2 separate regions of the Mus musculus genome follow, and region 1 is linked to region 2. A link is a loop called in an ENCODE intact Hi-C map of the cell type or tissue named here. Cell type or tissue: left cerebral cortex. All regions are shown on one strand. Each heading gives the region's core, and the rest is flanking DNA. Links, peaks and the distances in the headings are about the cores only.

Region 1 (10,277 bases), core at 1,255-9,254, 53 kb after region 2:
ACTCAGGACCTTCGGAAGAGCAGTCAGTGTTCTTAACCGCTGAGCCAACCCTCCAGCCCTTTTTTTTTTTCAAAGATTTATTATGTTTATATGAATTACACTGTAGCTGTCTTCAGATGGGCCAGAAGAGGGCATAGGATCCCATTACAGATTGTTGTGAGCCACCATGTGGTTTCTGGGATTTGAACTCAGGACCTCTGGAAGAGTAGTCAGTGCTCTTAGCCACTGAGCCATCTCTCCAGCCCCAGGGCCACACTTTCTTCTTCTTCTTTTTTTTTTTTTTTCATTTTTTTTTAAACTTATTTATTTATTATTATATGTAAGTACACTGTAGCTGTCTTCAGACACACCAGAAGAGGGAGTCAGATGTCATTACGGATGGTTGTGAGCCACCATGTGGTTGCTGGGATTTGAACTCCGGACCTTTGGAAGAGCAGTCGGAGCTCTTAACCGCTGAGCCATCTCTCCAGCCCAGGGCCACACTTTCTAATAGTGCCATTCTCTGGGCTGAGCATATACACACCATCACACATACCTTGTCTTACACTGTTTAAGCTTCCCTACCTAGGGCATGGTACTGCCACCAGACATGGTCACAGACAAACCAGATCTAGTAGTATACTGTCTGAGATTGTGCTCGAGACAAAGGACTTCATCCATTTCCTTTTGTTTTTTGTTTCCTTGAGACAGGATCTCACTATATAGTCCTGGCTGGCCTGGAACTTTCTATGTAGACTAGACTGGCCTTGAACTCAGAAATCTGCCTGTTTCTGCCTCCCAAGTGCTGGGATTAAAGATGTATATTAAAGTGTATCACAATGCCCAGTCACTCACTTTATTCCATTGTGGAAATTTCTATTCTCCTCTTACTCTTGGATGAAGTAAACTCCATGATTTTTTTTTTACTAATAATAGGTATTCAGATAAGGTATATAGTTTGGACAGAGGCAGTTAACCATTAATCTTAAGTTAGGAGCTCCTCTTTGAACTTTATTCTTAGCCTAGATGAGTCTCTTGAGATTAAGTTGCAGAGTTTCATCAGCAGTTCGTCCAGCTAGTTGTCCCAGGTGCATAAATCCTAGTGAGTTAAGATTTTTGCACTTACATATTTTTTTAGGGGAGTATATTTTTTGTTATTTGCTTTGCCTTATTTCTAATGTGAGTCCCAGGGATTTGTACAGCAAACATCCTTTAACTGCTGAGCCATCTCCCCAGCTCTAAGATAAGTGTTTTTGTGTCATTATATAATAATTTTAATTAAAAAATTATGTGTATGGGTGTTTTGCCTACTTGGTGTCTGTACACCATATGCATGTCTGGTATCCACAGAGGCCAGAAAAAGGCATCAGATCCCCTGGAATTGGAGTTAGAGAAGATAGTGAGCTGCCACATCCATGTTGGAAGTTGCCGGGATCCTCCTGAAGAGCAGCCAGTGCTCTTGACCAGTGGGCTGTCTCTCCAGCCCCTTCTGTGCTGTTTTCATTAAATAAAAGGATTATGTTGCCTTTTGGTCAACTTTTGGTTTTGATTTGTCATAAGAAGTTAAAGATTTGACTGTTCTCAGATTTAATACAAGCCCATTGACCTGTTTTTACTTTGGTTGATTTTCTAAAAGTTTATAGTTCAACAGCTGTGACTGGAGCTGGGGATATAGCTCATTTGGTACGGTGTTTGCTCTGAGTTCGAATCCCAGTTTGGCATAAAGTTGGGAGTAGTAGTTTAAGCCTATAATCCTAGCTCTCAGGGTCCTACTCTACCTCAGCTACATACTGAGTTCAAACCCTCTCTCCAAAACAATAGCAACAAAAACTACAATGTGTTAACTAGGTTTAGCAGATTGAATTAAGCAGACATATTTCAAGTGCCTACATAATTTGATTCAAAGTCTTAGATATGTTTTACAAACTTCTGTTCCTGTCTCTTGTTTCATGTACCATCTTGGAAAATTGAGGAAGAGAGAATAGGTAAATTCCCTTGAACAAAAACTCCTCTTCAGTCTAGAAGATTGTTTCTAAGTTGTATGTTAATAAACAGAAGAGCAATGAATTCTAAAGGGTCAATGATAAGAGAACACGGAGGGTAGAGCAATGGGTGTATTAAAGTTTTTCTTTGTGTGTCCTGCTATATGTGGGCAAGCTTTTCTTGAACATGAGGAGAGAAAGTAGAACATGGCCCTGCCATAGGCTTTCCCCTGCAGCATTGGCAGAACTCTTTCTCAGTGGGTGGAGAGAAAGCATTCCTTAACAGATGGAGTCTGGGACTGCTGTGACAGAACAGCTGTTCCGTGAAAAGGGAGCAGAACCCACTTGAAAGATTCTAGAGGAGCTTTTCTTCTTCCAGCATCTTTATACTACTGAGACCTGGGCTGCTGTTAAGTCGCTTGTCCCCATTGTCTCGTTTTCCTCCATTGTCTAGATCTTTCTGATCTTACCTGATTGAAACCTTACCTGTTTCCGTCAGGGGCAGCACCTAGCCAGCTGTGGCATGCGCTCCTCAGACACATATACAGCTTCCTAGTCCTCCGAGTTCTGTGGGTGTCAAAATCTAGCAGTACTACAAGACGACGTGCATTCTTCCTTTCCTTCCTTCCCCATTCTCTCCCCTTTCCTTCCCCACCCCCCTATGATCCACAATTGTGTTCATTGAACCATTTAGAAATCGATAATACTCGGGAAGACGAGTTACATTTTGTTCACTTTGTTTCATAAAATGGTGGGATTGTTTGTGCTTTAAGTTGTAGTTTTTACATTAGTATACTCTTGTGATCATACTCAGGGCCTGGCACAGGACAAGCAAGCACTCGAACACCAAGGAGGGCTGAGGGACTTCAGTGCTGCCAGCCAGTACTTCCTGCCCAGCATAAGCTTTAACCTTTTAGTGAGGAGTATTAGCCCTTGGACATGCTCAGGAAAAATAAAGTATGCCATTATTTAAATTGTTTTCTGGTTTTTCTTTTTATCTAGATTCTCAGTTGGTGACTGTTTCTTTGAAACCAGGCAGGCATTTGAATGCATCGTGTGTTTAAAGCTCTAAATCTGCCCCTGCTCTGTTTGACTAACATGCACTGTCTGCTTCTTATTCTCTCACTTAATCTCTTCCTTTCTCGCTTACTAAAAATGAAGATCTAACATCCAAGCCGGGCTCAGTAGCTGATCAAAGGGATCTTTGAGATGCAGTGTTGAGGTGCAGGCTGAGCTGCTAACCTGCTGCCCAAGGTGATGTTTCAAATGGCTTTCCTGTGCATGTGCATGGATTCTGTGCGTGATGGAAGCAGTCCTAAAGCTCTGTTGTGTGTAATGTCAAGTGAATTTGTTCGTGATGGGTGCTAGCAAACAAAATATGGACTGAATAAAAGGATCTTCATTTGTTATAACTCCCTTAGTAATGCTCCAAAAGCTATGGTTTTATTTACTAAGTTAATATTAGCAAAATAAAAGCACCCCTGAGATTCAAGAAGCTTTAAATTGTTGATCTTAGCAGTCAGCACCTACAGTTGACTGCATCTCTCTGTTCCTCTCTTTAGATGTCCTCGTACCCTCTGGTTCCTGTAGAGTGCCTCTATTAAAATAGAGCTTCTCTGCATTTTACTTTCCCTTGATTTAGGCCTCTATCAAGTCAAGGAGTTGTCAGTCTAGTCATCATAAATCCTATCTAGAATAAAGAGGGATATCAGTTTTAAATGTGCCAGGCTTGGTGTTCCACACCTTCAATCCCAGCACTGGGGAGGCAGAGGCAGGTGGATCTCTGAGTTCAAGGTCAGCATGGCCTTTCAAGTTCCAGGACATTTAGAGCTATTTAAAAGCAATATAAAAGAACTAACTAGCTAAATAAATAAATAAATAAATAAATAAATAAATAAATAAATAATTTAAAAGCAATATAAAATAAATAAATAAATAAGAAAGAAAATAGAAAGAAAATTTAATATAGCATTTTTTAAAAGGTAAAATCTCATTAGACACTTTGGTTTTATTTTCATCTTTGAGACAGGATCAGTTTGCTAGCCCAGACTGGCCTTGCTCAGTCTCAAGAGTCCTGGGTTTGCAGACATGCCACTATGCCTGGATTTTACTAATTGCTTTTGAATTTGTCATTCTCACCCACCTGCTCTACAACCTAGCATCCTAATAGAAGCCCTATATATATTACCTCAATTAGCATCTCTGGCTGCTGTGCTGACAGTGGTTGGGTGCGAGGACTCGTGAGGCCCTGGGGTTATTCCCCACTACCACCAATGGACAAAAGCCCAGAAGCCACTCAGTCTTTAAGAAATATGAGAAATATTGGTTATTTTGCATATAATAAAATCTCTGCTTTAGATTTTTGCCTGGAACCTATATGTTAACAAAGTATACATGATGTATTAGCTCATTAATTTAACAGGTAATTATATGAAGATATTAATTTAAAAATTAGATATCTCACCTTGTTCCAGGAAAGATTTGACATGGCTGATTAATTGACTGAATGACAGAAATAGTAGTATACATATAAAAATAATTATGAGAACTTCGAATGGGACCAGGAGAGGTGCTTTAAGAATGAGCTTTTTGGTATTTATAAATTTCTCTTTTAAGAGCTTTTAAGGGCCTACAAGACAGTTCAGTAGGTAAAAGTACTTGCTACCCAATTCCCATCCCTGGAAGCAAGTGAAAGTTCAGTGTACTGGTGTATATCTGCAGTCTCAGCACAGATGGGGTGGGTGGAGAACTGCGCTGCAGTTTGTCAACCAGCAGGAGCAGCAGAAACAAAATTCTGCTTCAACAACCTTGGAACCATTTGTCCTCTGGCCTCTACCTGCATGCTGTGGTGCATGTGTACCTCAGTCAGTCCAGTCAATTTGTTGTTTGTTGTTTGTTTGTTTGTTTGTTTTTTAAAGATTTGCTTTATTTATTATATGTAAGTACACTGTAGCTGTCTAAAGACACCAGAAGAGGGAATTAGGTCTTGCTATAGATGGTTGTGAGCCACCATGTGGTTGCTGGAATTTGAACTCAGGACTTCCAGAAGAGCAGTCAGTGCTCTTAACTGCTGAGCCATCTCTCCAGCCCTGGAGTACCCTTTGTAAATAAATTAGTACACACACACACACCTTCACACTTGTGAAGTCAGAAAACAACTTGAGGAATTGTTCTTTTCATCCTTCCTCAGTGTAGATTCTGGGAACTAAACTGTGCTGTTAAGCTTGGCAGCAAGTACCTCTACTTACTGAGCTGCCCTAACAGACCTTCCTTTTTAGTTTTTAAGTTCTTACAACATAAGCCAAGCTGGCCTCAAACAAATGATTTGCTGTCTCAGCTGCTTGAGTGCTGGAATCATAGGCATATGCCACCTGCTAAGAGTGCCTTTCTTACAAGTAACAAAAAAAGTCCAGTTCTAATTTGCCCAGAATTTAATCTTTGTATGCTTATGAAAGAAAAAAAAAAACTTCTTTTTCATAGAATTTTTTTTCTGGTTTTTTTTTTTTTGCAATTATTGCAATTAAGAGACTGACTCAGATCTGGGATAAGTAAGACCTATATTATAGCAACATTGAGCTTAATCTTTGTTAGTACAAAAATAAAGCTGAAATGAAGTAAAATCTTGCTTGAAACAAAAAGTAATCAGTAAAGACAGTTTTGAAATAACCATTTAAAAGTCGAATGACAAAGTGAGGTGGTATAAACCTGTAATCCCAGCACTTAGGAAGTAGAAGCAAGCCATGTCAGAAGTTGCCCAGCCTAGGCTATATGATTAGGTCTTGTCTCTAAATGAGAAAAGAAAAGCACTTTCCTTGGCTTTTTTTTTCCTTTCCATTTTATAGTTTGTTTGTTTGTTTGTTTGTTTGTTTGTTTGTTTGTTTTTAAGATGGAGTTTCTCTATGCAACAGCCCTGTCTGCCCTGGAACTTGCTTTCTAGACCAGGTTGTCTTTGAACTCACAGAGATCTGACTGCCTCTGCTTCCTGAGCGCTGAGATTAAAGGTGTTTGTTACTATGCCTGGATCTGGGCTTCTTTTTCTTGCCTGTTGTATCAGTTGAGAACTATATTCTATGTTAAAATTCTGACTCTATTAGCTACACCTAAACCTTTTAGGTAAGTTTTATTTTGTTGTAAGACCTCACTGTATAGACCATGCTGGCATCTTTAATCTTTGTATGCTTATGAAAGCATCAGACTCAGAGAGGTCCAGTGGTCCAGCACACCCATGTCTACCTACCATGCCAGACTTTCCCTGGGTTCCAAGATTGAAATCAGCTTTGGGGCTTTTGCAGCAAGCTCATCTTTAGTTTTAAAAGACCTAGACTTGGGATTTGTCAGGGGATGGGGGTGGGTGGGGTGTTTGAGACACGGTTTCTCTGTCTAGCCCTGGCTATTCATCCTGCAGACCAGCTGGCCTCAAACTTGGAAATCCACCTGCCTCTGTCTCCTGAGTGCCAGGATTATATCAGTTTGTTGTCTAATTTAGAAATAATCCATGTTTTTCTTTCATGATATTTTGTTGTTTCTTAAAAGAAATTTAAAAAATAAATGTAATGCAAACTTTAAAACAGGGGTCTGAGGTGTTTTTGTTTAGTTGGTAGAATGCTTACCTAGCATTTGAAAAGCTCTGGGTTAGATCCCCAGAACCACATAAACCAGGAGTTCACGCTTACAATCTTTGTTGTTGTTGTTGTTTTCTTTTCTTGTAGAAGTTATAAGCTGAAAGACTTGACATATCTAGTTTCAGTTTACCACTTGCTAATGACTCAGCAAAGATTTGATAATAGTATTTGGACCTTTTAAAAATGCTTAAATAGTAGTTGTTCGTGCCTGTAATCCCAATACTCAGGAGGCAGAGGCAGGCTTCTATGAGTTCCAGGACAGCCTGGTCTACAAAAGCAAGTTCCAGGACAGCCAGAGCTACATAGTGAGATCTTGTCTCCTAAACAGACAAACAAATGATCCAGTGTTGGCAGAGGTTTGTCTGATTCACCCCTTCCCTCTTTTGACATTGGCCACAGTGCAGATAAAGTAGTTTTAGCAAGAAATGGTACAGTCATATGCAAGGTAATAAGTACTAAATAATTTTAACCCCTCCTTCCTGCTTTTCAATTTGTCTGTATCCCTGACATTAATATAGGACAAAGAACTTTGAGTCTGGAAAGAACTATAAGGCAACATGGGGAGATGGTGGCGACAACTCACCTAGCAATGTAGTATCTAAGCAACCGAGCCGGATTACAAATGGTCAGCCTCAGCAAACTACAGGAGCAGCCAGTGGTGGATACATTAAACGGTAAGTCAGCTCATCCTCATAGTTCTACATTTCCTAATTCATGGCTCATTTTAGAAATTGGGTGTAGCCAGCCATGATCCCTAACTCAACAAGTAACCTGTCAATCTCCCTCCCTTCCTTCTTCTTTCCTTTGAAAGAGATGGTTTATTTTGGCTTTCCATTCCAAAAGGTTCAGTTTATGGTTTCCTGGAAAGAAAATCCTGGCAGCAGGCTTATGGTGACAGCTATTTTCCACTTGTGGCAGGCAGTAGGCAGTGAGAAGGAAGGACAGGAAAGGCAGACCAAGGCATGCCCTCCATAGGGCTGCTGTCAAGCCCACACCCTGCCTCCTGGAACTGCCTTCTGGCCATAGTTCTCTAATTGACTTTAAAGTAGTAGTCCTGAGATTTGAGTGTGCATAGATCCATTTGAAAGTTTATTAAACCCAGATTCGGGGGTAGTCAGATGTCTCAACAGCTAAAGAAGCTTGCTGCCAAGCCTGCTGTCCTGAGTTAAATGCCCAGTTCTCATATGGTAAAAGGAGAGAACTGACTCATATAAATAATCTTCTGATCTCCAACACATGTGTTGTGACATGTGCAGGCAGTGGTGGTGCACACCTTTAATCCCAGTGCTTAGGAGGCAGAGGCAGGCACATCTCTGAGTTTGAGGCCAGCCTGGTCTACAGAGTGAGTTCCAGGACAGCCAGGGCTACACAGAGAAACCCTGTCTTGGAAGAAAACAAAACATAAAGATTCAGCTTGGCTTGAAGGCTGAAGATGGAGGATGCTTTAACCCAGAAGCTATAGGTCAGTCAAGGGGAGCCTCCATCTGGAGTGAAGGAAAATAACAACAAAACAAGCTGTTTTCCAGGTAATCCTAGCACTTCAGAAGGATGACGTGGGAGGACTGGCAAATTCAAAGGCAGTCTGAGAATTCTAGGCCATCCAGGACTATATACTTCCCTGATTGGGAAGATTTGGAGTGGAGTGTTAGAATTAATGTATTACCATAAACAAGTACCTCAACGGTGCTGGAAAATACTGTGTCTTAGGGTTGTATGTTAGTTGTCTTCTCTGTGGTACTCATAGTCTCCTTGATTGGCCTTTGCTGCTGTTGTTTTGAGACAAAGTCTATATAACCCAAGCTGTTCTCCAAGTTATGTTTCTCTTCCTGCCTGAGCCTTCTGAGTGCTATGATTACAGGTAAGTGCCACCATGCTTGGCTTTTAAGAATTTATTTTATTATTATATGTGTGTATATGTGAGCAGGAGTCCACATGAATTCTATAATATGTATGAGGAGGTCAGACGGCAGTATTGTAGAGGAGGTTCTCTCATACTTTGACATGGGTTCCATGAAATGAAATCATGTCATCCTTCGGGTGTGTGTAGCAAGCATTTTGACCTGTCGAGCCATCTTGCTAGTCTACCCACTACCTACTTGATTGCCTAGCTTTTCTTTGCTTTGCTCTTTTCTTTCCTTCTCTTTTCTTTTTTCTCTTCTCTTCTCTTGCTTTCTTTTCTTTTTTCTTTCCTTTTCTCTTTTGTTTTGTACCTTTCTTTCAGTATAGACTTTTTCTAGTACTCTACATTTCATTTACATGTTAAGCATCATTTTGATTGCTTACTTTTATAATAATTCTAGATTTAGTCCATTTGTAATTTAACAAAAAATTCTGATTTAACTTTCTCTTTTTTCTGATAGTATAACTAATGATGCCAGAGAAGATGAGATGGAAGAGAACCTGACTCAAGTGGGCAGCATCCTAGGCAACCTAAAGAACATGGCTCTGGATATGGGCAATGAAATTGATGCTCAAAACCAGCAAATACAGAAGATCACAGAAAAGGTAAAAAAAAAAAAAACCCACAGGAAAATGAAAGTCAACCCAGTGATCTTGAGTAATGTCTCCGAGAGATGCTTGTGAGAGAGAAAATGCAGTCTACTCAGAACAGTGCTGATGAGGTGGCAGTGCCAACATTTTAAAAGTGATCTTGCTATTTTGTTCATAGCAGTGGTTTATTGTAAAGGCACAGCTTGGAATGAAGTTTAGCTTAAAACTTTGTATGTACATGAAGCTAAGAATTTATTATGTAGAGCTTGAAAGGTGGCTCAAGGAGTAAAGATGCTTGCCACCAGGCCTGAGACCTGATTTTCATCCCTGGGATCCACATCTTAGGAAATAACCAATTCTTATAAATTGTCCTTTGACCTCTACACATATGTACATGCACACAATAAATAAATGTAATTTTTAAAGAAACTTAAGAATGTACTGAGTAGCCGGGCGTGGTGGCGCACGCCTTTAATCCCAGCACTCAGGAGGCAGAGGCAGGCAGATTTCTGAGTTCGAGGCCAGCCTGGTTTACAAAGTGAGATCCAGGACAGCCAGGGCTACACGGAGAAACCCTGTCTCGAAAAACAAAAAAAAAACAAAAAAATGTACTGAGTAACCTGAGTGTTATGGCACACACTAATAATCCCAGCAATGGGGAGGTAGAGGCAGATGGATCTCTCTAAGTTCAAGGCCAGCCTGCTCTACATAGAGAATCCCAGGACTTCCAGGGCTTCATAAAACCTCCCTATCTCAAAACCAACCAACCAACAAATCATGTACCGAGTAGATTCCTCCTAACGCTGTGTGTTGGCTTTTACTTTTGTTTTATTCACAGATAGCCTAGTAGTAAGATCCTATAGCTTCATTTCAGGAGTCAGCAGCAAAAATGAGTTCTGTAGACTTGTTCTTGTATGGTATAGATTACAAATAGGGTCATTTGTGGCTGGAAGGATGGTTCAGTGATTAAGAGCACTTACTGCTTTTACAGAGGATCTGGTTTATTCCCAGCAATCATGCCAGGTGGCTCACAACTGCCTATAACTCTAGCTTTAAGGAGTCTGAAACCCTCTGACCTCTTTTGGCACCTGGACTAGAGCCATTTGGTTCCTAAGTTGTTTATAATGTTGAACCCTGGGTTTAGGTATAGATTACACATCATTTTAATTTATATGCTTCTGTGGGTGGCAGTACATCTGTTCCA
Region 2 (10,277 bases), core at 997-8,996:
ATGCCAGACAGAACTTCCTCTTGGTCCACCACTATTCCTCAAAGAATGTGGAAAGCTGTTTTTTCTAGTACTATTAAAGCCATCCTTTTCCCATTTCCAGTCTCTCTGTGGGGGTCCACGATGGTGTCTTGGTGGCTGACTATAGCTCTCTCTGTCTTGGTAAGGGATTCGGTCTTCTCGTCTCCACTGGGGCTGCCTGTCATCTGAGTTTACTTCTTGGCTGTTACTGGGAGGTTCATCTTGTCTGAAAGAAAAAACAGTTTGTCATTATGGATTTAATGAAATTCTTACTTGTGCTTCTTTCTTCTAGTGTTTGTTTTTACATCTGGAATGTAGCAGACTATCTTTCCCTTCATCCTAGACACATTTAAACTATCCTCCCAATTTGGGGGGGGGGGGGGTAAAAGGGGTTACTGGTCTAGAATTTTGTTTCTATTATCTGAGCATTTTTACATTATCCAGCTCTTTTCAAAATAAGGGTGGTTATATTTTGTGGTTAGGATTATTATTTACTTTTTTTTTTTTTTGGTTTTTCGAGACAAGGTTTCTCTGTGTAGCCCTGGCTGTCCTGGAACTCACTTTGTAGACCAGGCTGTCCTCGAACTCAAAAACCCGCCTGCCTCTGCCTCCCAAGTGATGGGATTAAAGGCGTGCTCCACCACCGCCCAGGATTATTGTTAATGTAACTCCATGTTCAGTCAGTGGCCATATCTGATTTCTTCAGATGCAGGTTCTTACTGAAAAAAAATCTATTTTCTAACCCACTTCCATACAGTTTCTATTTAAAATAGGCTTAGAACTGTGCTGATGCAGTAAGTTAGGTCCCAAACTCAGTAAAACAGCACAAGCCAAATAAGGGATCTCACAAGAAGCTAAAGAGAGCTTCTGAGCTGCAGGCTCTTTACAGAGAAGCTACAGCTACTTAAGCTATCTATGTTACATAGGTGTCCACAAAAGGGAATAACTTACTTATCACAGCAATGTGTGAAACCATTTTTCTTTACAAATTACTTATGGTGTGTCTAACATTCCAGCAAGTAATAGGTGCTCAAAACACCAGGTAATAAAGTGGCCTAAAATCTGCTTCATTTCTGCTAAAGACTAGATTAATTAATTCATTAATGCTTTTTAAAAGATTATCTCATTCCATTTGTACAATCCAGAAAGATATTATTACTTTTTAAATGGGGAGGCTCAAGTTTAGAGAAGCTAAGTAATGTGAATGGAGTCATATAAATGCAAAGGGGTCAAGCAAAGGTCCGAACCTTGCAGACTTATACTACCCACTCAGGCCCCACACAGTAAAAATGTCACAGCAACAGTTTCTGCAATTGAATTTCTTTCTCTAAACTTGACTTAGAGCTGGAGAGATGGCTCAGCATTTAAAAGCATTGGCTCTTCCAAGTGACCTGGGGTTCAATTCCCAGCACATACTCATCACCATCTGGAACTCCTGTTCCAGGGGACCTGACACCTCTTCTGGCCTCCATGGACAGCAGGCATGAGTGTGGTGCATAGACACACATACACCTACACACATACAAAGCAACACCTTAGGCTGGCGTGGTGATAACACACCTCTTACAGCACTGAGAGGCAGAAGTAGGAGCATCTCAGAGTTTGAGGTCAGCCTGGTCTATGCTGTGAGCACCAGGCCAGCCAAGGTTTCATAGCAAGACACTGCTTCAACAAACAAAACACATTGACTACCATCTTAAAAACTGACCTTAATTAATTAGCCTTTAAAAGAAAACTGATTGTGTGTGCACATGTGCATGCCATAGTGTATGTGTGCAATCAAGAGAGCAGAGTACTGGGCTGGTGAGATGGCTCAGTGGGTAAGAGCACCCGACTGCTCTTCCGAAGGTCCAGAGTTCAAATCCCAGCAACCACATGGTGGCTCACAACCATCTGTAACAAGATCTGACTCCCTCTTCTGGAGTGTCTGAAGACAGCTACAGTGTATTTACATATAATAAATAAATAAATCTTTAAAAAAAAAAAAAAAAAAGAGAGCAGAGTACTTGGCTGCATTTCCTCTACCCACAGAACCATCTTGATGGCTCTTAAATGGCCTTATGCCTGTAGTATTCTGGACATAAATTAGCTCCTTTTTCACAATATAGAATTAAAAATTCGGGGCTGGTGAGATGGCTCAGTGGATAAGAGCACCCGACTGCTCTTCCGAAGGTCCGCAGTTCAAATCCCAGCAACCACATGGTGGCTCACAACCATCTGTAACAAGATCTGACGCCCTCTTCTGGAGTGTCTGAAGACAGCTACAGTGTACTTACATATAATAAATAAATAAATCTTTAAAAAAAAAAAAAAAAAAAGAATTAAAAATTCATCTCTCTGGCATGGTAACACTTGCCTGTAAGCTCAGTACTTGCAACAGGGCTAAGAAGAATGTGAGTTGACTATCTAAAGAGACCCTGCAGCAGTCAGTCAATCAATCAATAAAAGTAAGTGGGTGATTTCATATAATTATGTCATTACAGGGGCATATAAGACTCAAAGAATAAGCATATCAGTGTCTAATCATAGCCTTTGATAATGGTTGATCATTTACATAGCTTAGCTATAATAGTTTTGTTGTGTATGAAAGAAACAAAAATTAGTGTCCTACCCATTTAACTTCCTAAAACAGAAGCGCAGGCTCCACCAGCTGCACTGAGGTCATGAGAATAGTATCTGAAGGACCGCACAGCCCAAGGGGTCAACAATCATGGTGCTATGGGCATCTTAAGACTAAGAAAGTCTTTTTCAAGGACTTACTTTTAAAATGTTAATATCTAGGGTAAAACTACATATTTCCTACCTATATTTAAATCTCTAACAAAAAGCAGGTCAGAGTATGTATAAATAATATTCAAGAAGAATCATTAAAATTTAGAGTTGGAAGTTTCCTCATCACATAGAAGGACTTTAACACTTGTGGACTTCATTAATTGTTCTCTCCTATTCTCTGTCACATTAATAAATAAGTCGTAGCACACACCTATAATCCCACCACCTAGGGAGACAGACACAGAAATTCAGAATCATCTTTCGCTATGAGCAAACTGAAAACTTGCTATGGCTACATGACTGCCTGGCTCAATTAAAAACAAACAAACAAAAAACTTCAGGCTATAAAATCAGGTAAGTAAAACCATAAATGCCTAACACATAAATACATAAACACAGATATACAAAATTAGGAAAAACAATTAGGGAACATATATTGTTCAAATAGTCTTGCTATTGTCAAACTTAAAATATTAATGTTTTAATATAATGTAATATTAATATTACATCTAGAGTGAACCAGGCACTGTATAGTTGTTAGGATGCCAAAGGTAAAATTCAGATTTAAGAAAAGCACCATGCTAATTTATAAGAGGTCATCCTTTCCCCTAAGAGATATTATTTGGGCAACAAAAAATATAATAATACAAATGATAAAAGATGAAATGTCTATTCATTTTACTTATACTCTACGGCTTTCTCATAGAAAAATTGGATAATAAGAACAGTTCAAGACACAGTAACCAAGACCATAGTTTTCAGGACTAAAAACAAGACTGAGTTTAAAGACAGATAATATAACAGTTCAAAAAAGCACTTCATAGTCCTTAGTCCTCAGATAGCAAACTCAAACAAAACTTAATATTTAAAATAAGATTAAGCTTTAAGGGTCTTAAAGTCAGGCTTACTTATCTTTCAATGTCAAATCACAAGGCTGAGTGTAGCTTAGGCTTACTTAGTAGAGTGTACTCTTTGCTGCACAAAGCTCTAGAGGCTCATCCTCAGGACAGAGAAGTTGTCTACATCTAATTCTATCTCAAAAAGCAAAACTAAAAACAAACCAACTTACCGACTTTGTTCTTTTCTTTCTTGTATTAACTGAACAAGTTCCTTATCAAAATACTCTTCCTCTTCCTCTTCCTTTCCATCATCTTCTCTTTCCTGGGCATCAACATTATCTTTGTGCAACTGGCCAGAAATGTGCTTTGCATATGCAGAGAGACCCACTTCTGTGACCCGGCACACTCGGCACTCATGACTAATGTCCCTAGGGAAAGAGGGAGATGAAGGACATTCAATGCTCCCCACTGGCATGGCACACTCACCAGATTGCTAGTTGCCTCTGAAAGACTCTGTATGCAGATGGCCACAGTGGAAGGTTAGAGGGAATCAAGTCGGTGCTCCTCTCACCACTGTTAGTATATTTGCTTATAAATTACTTTGGAATAAATTTAAGATTCTTTTCCAGCAATCAAGAGGTAAAACACTTCAAATTAATAGGCTTTAGGAGAAATCTTCTTGAATTGCTGTACTTAAAATCTTGCCGAAGGAAACATGGTGAAAGGGGAGGCAGGGCAGGGGGCTCAGAGCAAAGACAAGCTGCTCTGGGGCACACCCATGATGGCAGCTGCACTCAGAAAGCCTGGTGACAGCACATCCATTTAATCTCCAGCTCTAAAGTGCTCTTCCAGTGAAAGTTGGGGGTGGAGCAAAGAGGAGGGGGAACAGCCAATCTCAGCTTGGTAACTAAAAATTAAACAGCTGGCACTCTGCCTGGAATGTGAAGAGTCCGGACCCTGGCAAGAGACAGTAGTAGCAAATGTTCTTAGTCTGGATGATACATGTGACACACTGCTTCAGCAGGCTTATTTAAAGGGAATTGAAACCATGTCAAATGTAGGAAGTTAGCAGCTGTTAGGCAAATGTTTTCTCTCCAGTTTCAGAAAATGATGCAGTCCAGATACACACAAAATTGGCTTTTACCTAAACTGGTGATGACTGGCTTGCTTCTGTCTACTTTTTCTTCTACTTGACTCAATAGCAAAATCTCCTCTTTGGCCAGTCTTTTAAAGATTTCTTTTATATATATACACATACACTGCAGCTGTCTTCAGACACACCAGGAGAGGGCATTGGATCCCATTACAGATGGTTGTGAGCCACCATGTGGTTGCTGGGAATTGAACTCAGGACCTCTGGAAGAGCGGTCAGTGCTCTTAACTGCTGAGCTATCTATTTTTCCAACTGTGTTTGGCCAGTTTTAAGAATCAAAATCTTAAATCCTCTTTAATATGTAGCAGATCAATAATTTAACTGTTTCTAAGTTCTTTCAATCCCCTGATTACGTCATCTGTCTGTGCAACAATAATGAGAAGCGTGCAACTGTGGCTGTCCAATAATTCAAACTTAGTCTAAGTGCTTGTGCTATGGGTTTATAGTAGTGATATTTCTGTGATTCCCACACCAATGTGGGTATCTACATCTGTCTGCCTATATAAATCTCCAGACACATGCTATGAAACACACTCAGTCACCTCCCCCAACCCCCAGTTTTAACCAAACTCAATCAAAATAAGCAGAATTGACATGAATTAACAGAAGTCCTTGAAACTGAGCACTTCATTTACTAGAAGACACTTTCTGTTACAAATCACTTGAATGCCCATTTAAAGCAAAGCAAAACAAACACTTTACCAACAATTACTAAATGCCAAGCAAAACACTATGTTACTTAGTTACAAACTATAAAAACTCAAACAATGCCTGATACATCTTAAAATACAATCATGAGGGCTAGAAAGATGGCTCAGTAGTTAAGAACATTTTTCCTTGTCTCAGAGAATTTCTGAGGGCCATGGGATCTGACACCCATTTCTGACCTCTGTGGACACTGGTTCTCACATGGTATGCATTTACTACATAAATACACTAACATACAAAAAAATAAATCGCAGGGAACAAAATGCAATGCAGTTGGACAGGAAATGGTAGGTAGCATTGGGAGTGCAGGGCATAAGGCAATAGGTTTGATCTGCAGCATTGCACTAAGTAGAAGCAAACAGGAGGAACAACAATATGAACTAACCAGTACCCCCAGAGTTCCCTGGGACTAAACCACCAACCAAAGAAAACACATGGTGGGACTCATGGCTCTAGCTGCATATGTAGCAGAGGATGGCCTAGTCGGTCATCAATGGGAGGAGAGGCCCTTGGTCCTGTGAAGGTTCTAGGCCCTAGTATAGGGGAATGCCTGGGACAGGAAGCAGGAGTGGGTGGGTTGGGAAGCAAGGGGAGGGTGGAGGGGATAGGGGATTTTTCGGAGAGGAAATTAGGGAAGGGGATAACAATTGAAATGTAAATAAAGAAAATATCTAATAAAAAATATAATTAAAAAGTAGAAGAAGCAAGAGGAGACGGCAGTGGCTGCAGTCACTAACCCTAACCCTGCAGCACTTGGGAGGCAGAGGCAGAGACCAATGGATCTCTGTGAGTTCAAGGCCAGCCTGGTTCAAAAAGCAAGTTCCAGGGCTACACAAAGAAACCCTGTCTTGAAAAACAAAAATCAAAAAGTAACCCAACCCCCAATAAAGGAAACAGAAACAGCATTATTAAGGGACTGACAAGCAGACCTCTGTGGGTTCAAAGTCAGCCTAGTCCATCTATATACCAAGTTGTAGACCAGCCAGGGCCACAAAGGGAGACCCTGTCTCAAAAATGAAAGGGGGAGGGGGAGCTTGGAAGAGCAAAAGCAGTAGCAACTTTGGGCACACACCCACACCCAATACTGTTTCTTATTTTGAAAGAGTCTCTGAAAATGGAAAAATGTAGAAATCTTACACTTTTTTTTTTAAACTTTGTAGCACAAATGCTTTCATTTAAAAATTTTAAAATGAAGAACTCTGACCAGGTTCCCTAAAAATATCAATGGGTTACCCAAAAATCAATGTTCTAATTCCATACTATCCTATAATATTTTAATGCATTATTTTCTAACCACGTCTATATATTTAAAGATATGTTTAAAGATTAAAGGAATGTAGAAGCTGGGAAATGGTGGCGCACGCCTTTGATCCCAGCACTTGGGAGGCAGAGGCAGGCGGGTTTCTGAGTTCGAGGACAGCCTGGTCTACAGAGTGAGTTCCTGGACAGCCAGGGCTACACAGCGAAACCCTGTCTTGGAAAAAAAAAAAAAAAAAAAAAAGAAAGAAAGAAAGAAAGAGAGAGAGAGAGAGAGAGAGAGAGAGAGAGAGGAAGGAAGGAAGGAAGGAAGGAAGGAAGGAAGGAAGGAAGGAAGGAAGGAAGAGAAAGGAAAAGAAAAGAAAAAGAGAAAAGAAAAGGAAAGAAAAGAGAAAAGAAAAGAAAAGAAAAGAAAAGAAAAGAAAAGAAAAGAAAAGAAAAGAATGTGGAAGTAGAGGCAGGTGGATCTTTGTGAGTTTTAGGTCAGCCTGGTCTATTCAGTGAGTTCCAGGCCAGCCAGGACTACAGAAGTGAGACCCTGTCACAAACAAACAGCTTCTTAAGAATAAAGTTCTTTGAAACAACTAAATTGATGCTAGCTCATTTCTAATAAATTTCTTTAAATAAAGTTCTTTGAAACATCTAAATTGATGCTAGCTCATTCTCTTGTAATAGCAAGCAAATATCTCACAGCAACACAGAAAGTTTATAATATAAATAGGAATCTGCTCACAACGGGCAGCGCCAGAAGACTCTAGAGACTATACGACAAATACCGCACATACACTGCAGCTGAGATCCAAGCCAACTGTCTTTAGTTAGAAATCACATTGTTTTCATCTACGTTTCTACTTATTGTATAAGACACAGCATTGGATGTGGCCACACCAGTTCTATTGGGACTTTTGTACAATGTTTAATTTTTTCAATATAGATTATTATGACTTTATTTATGAAAGAAAAATATATGTTCAAGCCATCAATATACCTCTTTTGAATTTTTCATTAATAATTGGCTTACATACTTTGTATAAACATATAATTATGGATAAAATGTACTGCCTTTGTGTCATAACTAATAAAGGCAATAATTTTCCTCAGGGTGTTTGAAGGGCCCAAATTAGCTCCATCCTGTCACCACGCAATTTCCCCTCATGTACAAAAGGCAGTCTTAAGATACTCTATGCATAAGCCTTTCTTTATTAAGCCTGCTCTAACTAAAACTACAACAGCTGCTCGATAAATAAAGGCATGAGTCTTTGATAGCATCTATCTGAAGTAACTGCTCATATCACACATCTTCCCTATGCCCATATTAGAAACCACACAAAACTTACCAATATGGTCAAGTTTGCCTTTAAAACGGAATATAAAAACTTACGTAGCCAGGCATGGTGGTACACACCTTTAATCCTAAGACTCAGGAGGCAGAGGCAGGTGGATCTCTGTGAGTTAAAAGCCAGCCTGGTCTACAGAGTGAGTTCCAGAACAGTCAGGGCTACACAGAGAAATCATTTCTCAAAAAATGAAAAGGCAAAAAATCAATGAACTATTTTATATTTACAAGATCATAACTCAAAAGTAAACAATAAGCACAGTAATTAAGTATGAAATCCAGAAGAAATGATCACCTATTGAGGCTAAGGGGAACGGGATAAGGATTGAGTTGTCTCTAAGGCACAAACTAGTTATGACTATCCTTAAATTAAGGCTACACGTCAATGAAGTATGTTTGAGACTTTATGGGGTTCTTCAAAAATTGTCTCATTTTTAATGCAACTTATTTGTTATGAGCTAGCAAATTATATAAAACTTGTTATGGCTGGACATAACATGAAGGAACCTTTATCGATATGAGGATCTCTAAATAAAATGAGTTAGGGTGGTCAAGATGTTATTTACAAGAGAAAAGGAACCTATAGAGCAACATAGAGTCAGCATGAGGCTCAGTTATTCAAGATGGAACAAAGCGTTTACATAGATCTAAAGATGTGAATGAATATTAAGTTTGAGTAGGCCAGATAACAGGACAGAAAGGGATTTTATTAAAGAGGAAAAAGGTGAACAGACTTTTTTTCCCTCTTTGAGACAGGGTTTCTCTATGTAGCCAAGTCTGTCCTGGAACTCCCTATGTAGACCAGACAGGTCTTAAACTCAGAGATCCTCCTGCCTCTGCTTCCTGAGTGCTGGGAATAAAGGTGTGTGTCTCCATACCTGGCCCAACAAGATACTGCAATTCTAAATTCTAGACATCTATACATCAAACATAAAGACACCTATGTTCATAAAAGAATTGACTCTCATACAATGATACTGAGTGACGTCAATACCCAACTCTTGCCAACAGACAGGTCGTCTGGACAAAAACCACAGAAATGCTGGAGAATACCCAACTCTTGCCAACAGACAGGTCGTCTGGACAAAAACCACAGAAATGCTGGAGGTAAATGATACAATAAAACAAATGACCTAAGATATGTATAGAGCATTCTATCCCAACACCAAAGAATACATCCCTTTTTCAGCACCTCATGGAAGTGCTGAAACTGACCACATAGTATAGATCCCTTTATATTTGTATATATTTTAGGAAGCTTCTACTCTATCAGGCTTTTCTATATGACCGCTCAAATCGATCAAACAGGACCTCAGTTTTAGCTGTCCCTCCCTTACTTCCTCTCCTCATCCTCTTCCCTATTACCACCCCCTCCTGCCCACCACAGCTATCTCTTCTATTTCCTCTTCTTAGGGAGAGTCATCCCTCACACCTAGTCCCTTCCTCTATGCCTAACCTCTGTGGTTATATGGATTGCAGCTTGCTCATCAAAGATTGAAAAGCTAAAAACAGATATATAAGCACATTGGTCTTTTGAAGTGAAGACTTCTTTTTGTTGCCATGAAACACAACCATTACACATTACAGGAACCAGGCAAGAAAGAAGTCCATTTATATGCTGAGATGTTAAAGTCTAATAATAGCACATACATTTACAGACAATAAACTTACAATAGAGTTAACACATTAGTATCATCAAACAACAGGATAGTAGCTTCACAGAAACTTTGAACTATTATTCATACAATAAAATATAATTCATATTTCTTAATTTACCAATGTTACCTTTAATCTACATTTCAATCTTTATACTAGTAAAGAAGACACACAGAAAAAAGGACATGGAACACACACAAATACCACATTCTGTCTAAGCCTCTTTTAAACATCTTAAAACTTTAAACCATTAGCAGAACATTTTCAAATACACCTAAGATCTCTTTATTTGGTTCTGCAGACACAAATAAGCTTCAGTATTCCTAGGCTATTTCAGCAAGAAATTAATTTTCCTAAAGTAAAATTATGGAAAGTCCCAGCTGCAAGACCAACACTGCAGGAATAAGTCCGTTTACGAGCTGATTCACACCAGTTCAACTTGCCTGAGTTGTGTTGAATTCTATCCATGTGTAGATTTCAGATGCACAAACCTACCACAGCTTATCTTTTTTAAATGCCCCAAATCTACTGCTATTAA

Evidence for each region. Peaks named below come from ENCODE experiments on the same cell type or tissue, not always from the same donor. Only the 100,000 strongest peaks of a DNase experiment are listed, where the experiment ranks them.
Region 1: a loop joins it to region 2, with 4 times the contacts of the local background. A loop is called at or near these places in 7 of 42 quality-filtered maps.

Annotation. Positions count from the first base shown.
Region 1 is chr2:120,587,700-120,597,976 of GRCm38, forward strand. Snap23 (synaptosomal-associated protein 23) reads left to right here. Exons shown (of 8, transcript NM_009222.3): 6 at 7,102-7,257; 7 at 8,944-9,088. Among named protein-coding and RNA genes, the nearest start is that of Lrrc57, 17 kb to the right of the region's middle. In left cerebral cortex, for the core only: a CTCF peak has its summit at 4,746; DNase peaks (open chromatin) are centred at 2,243, 3,040, 4,690 and 5,242; H3K27ac peaks cover 2,953 bases.
Region 2 is chr2:120,535,436-120,545,712 of GRCm38, forward strand. Zfp106 (zinc finger protein 106) reads right to left here. Exons shown (of 22, transcript NM_011743.3): 4 at 3,860-4,057; 5 at 1-244. Among named protein-coding and RNA genes, the nearest start is that of Zfp106, 23 kb to the right of the region's middle. In left cerebral cortex, for the core only: a CTCF peak has its summit at 4,906 (motif pointing right); DNase peaks (open chromatin) are centred at 4,579 and 5,267; H3K27ac peaks cover 988 bases.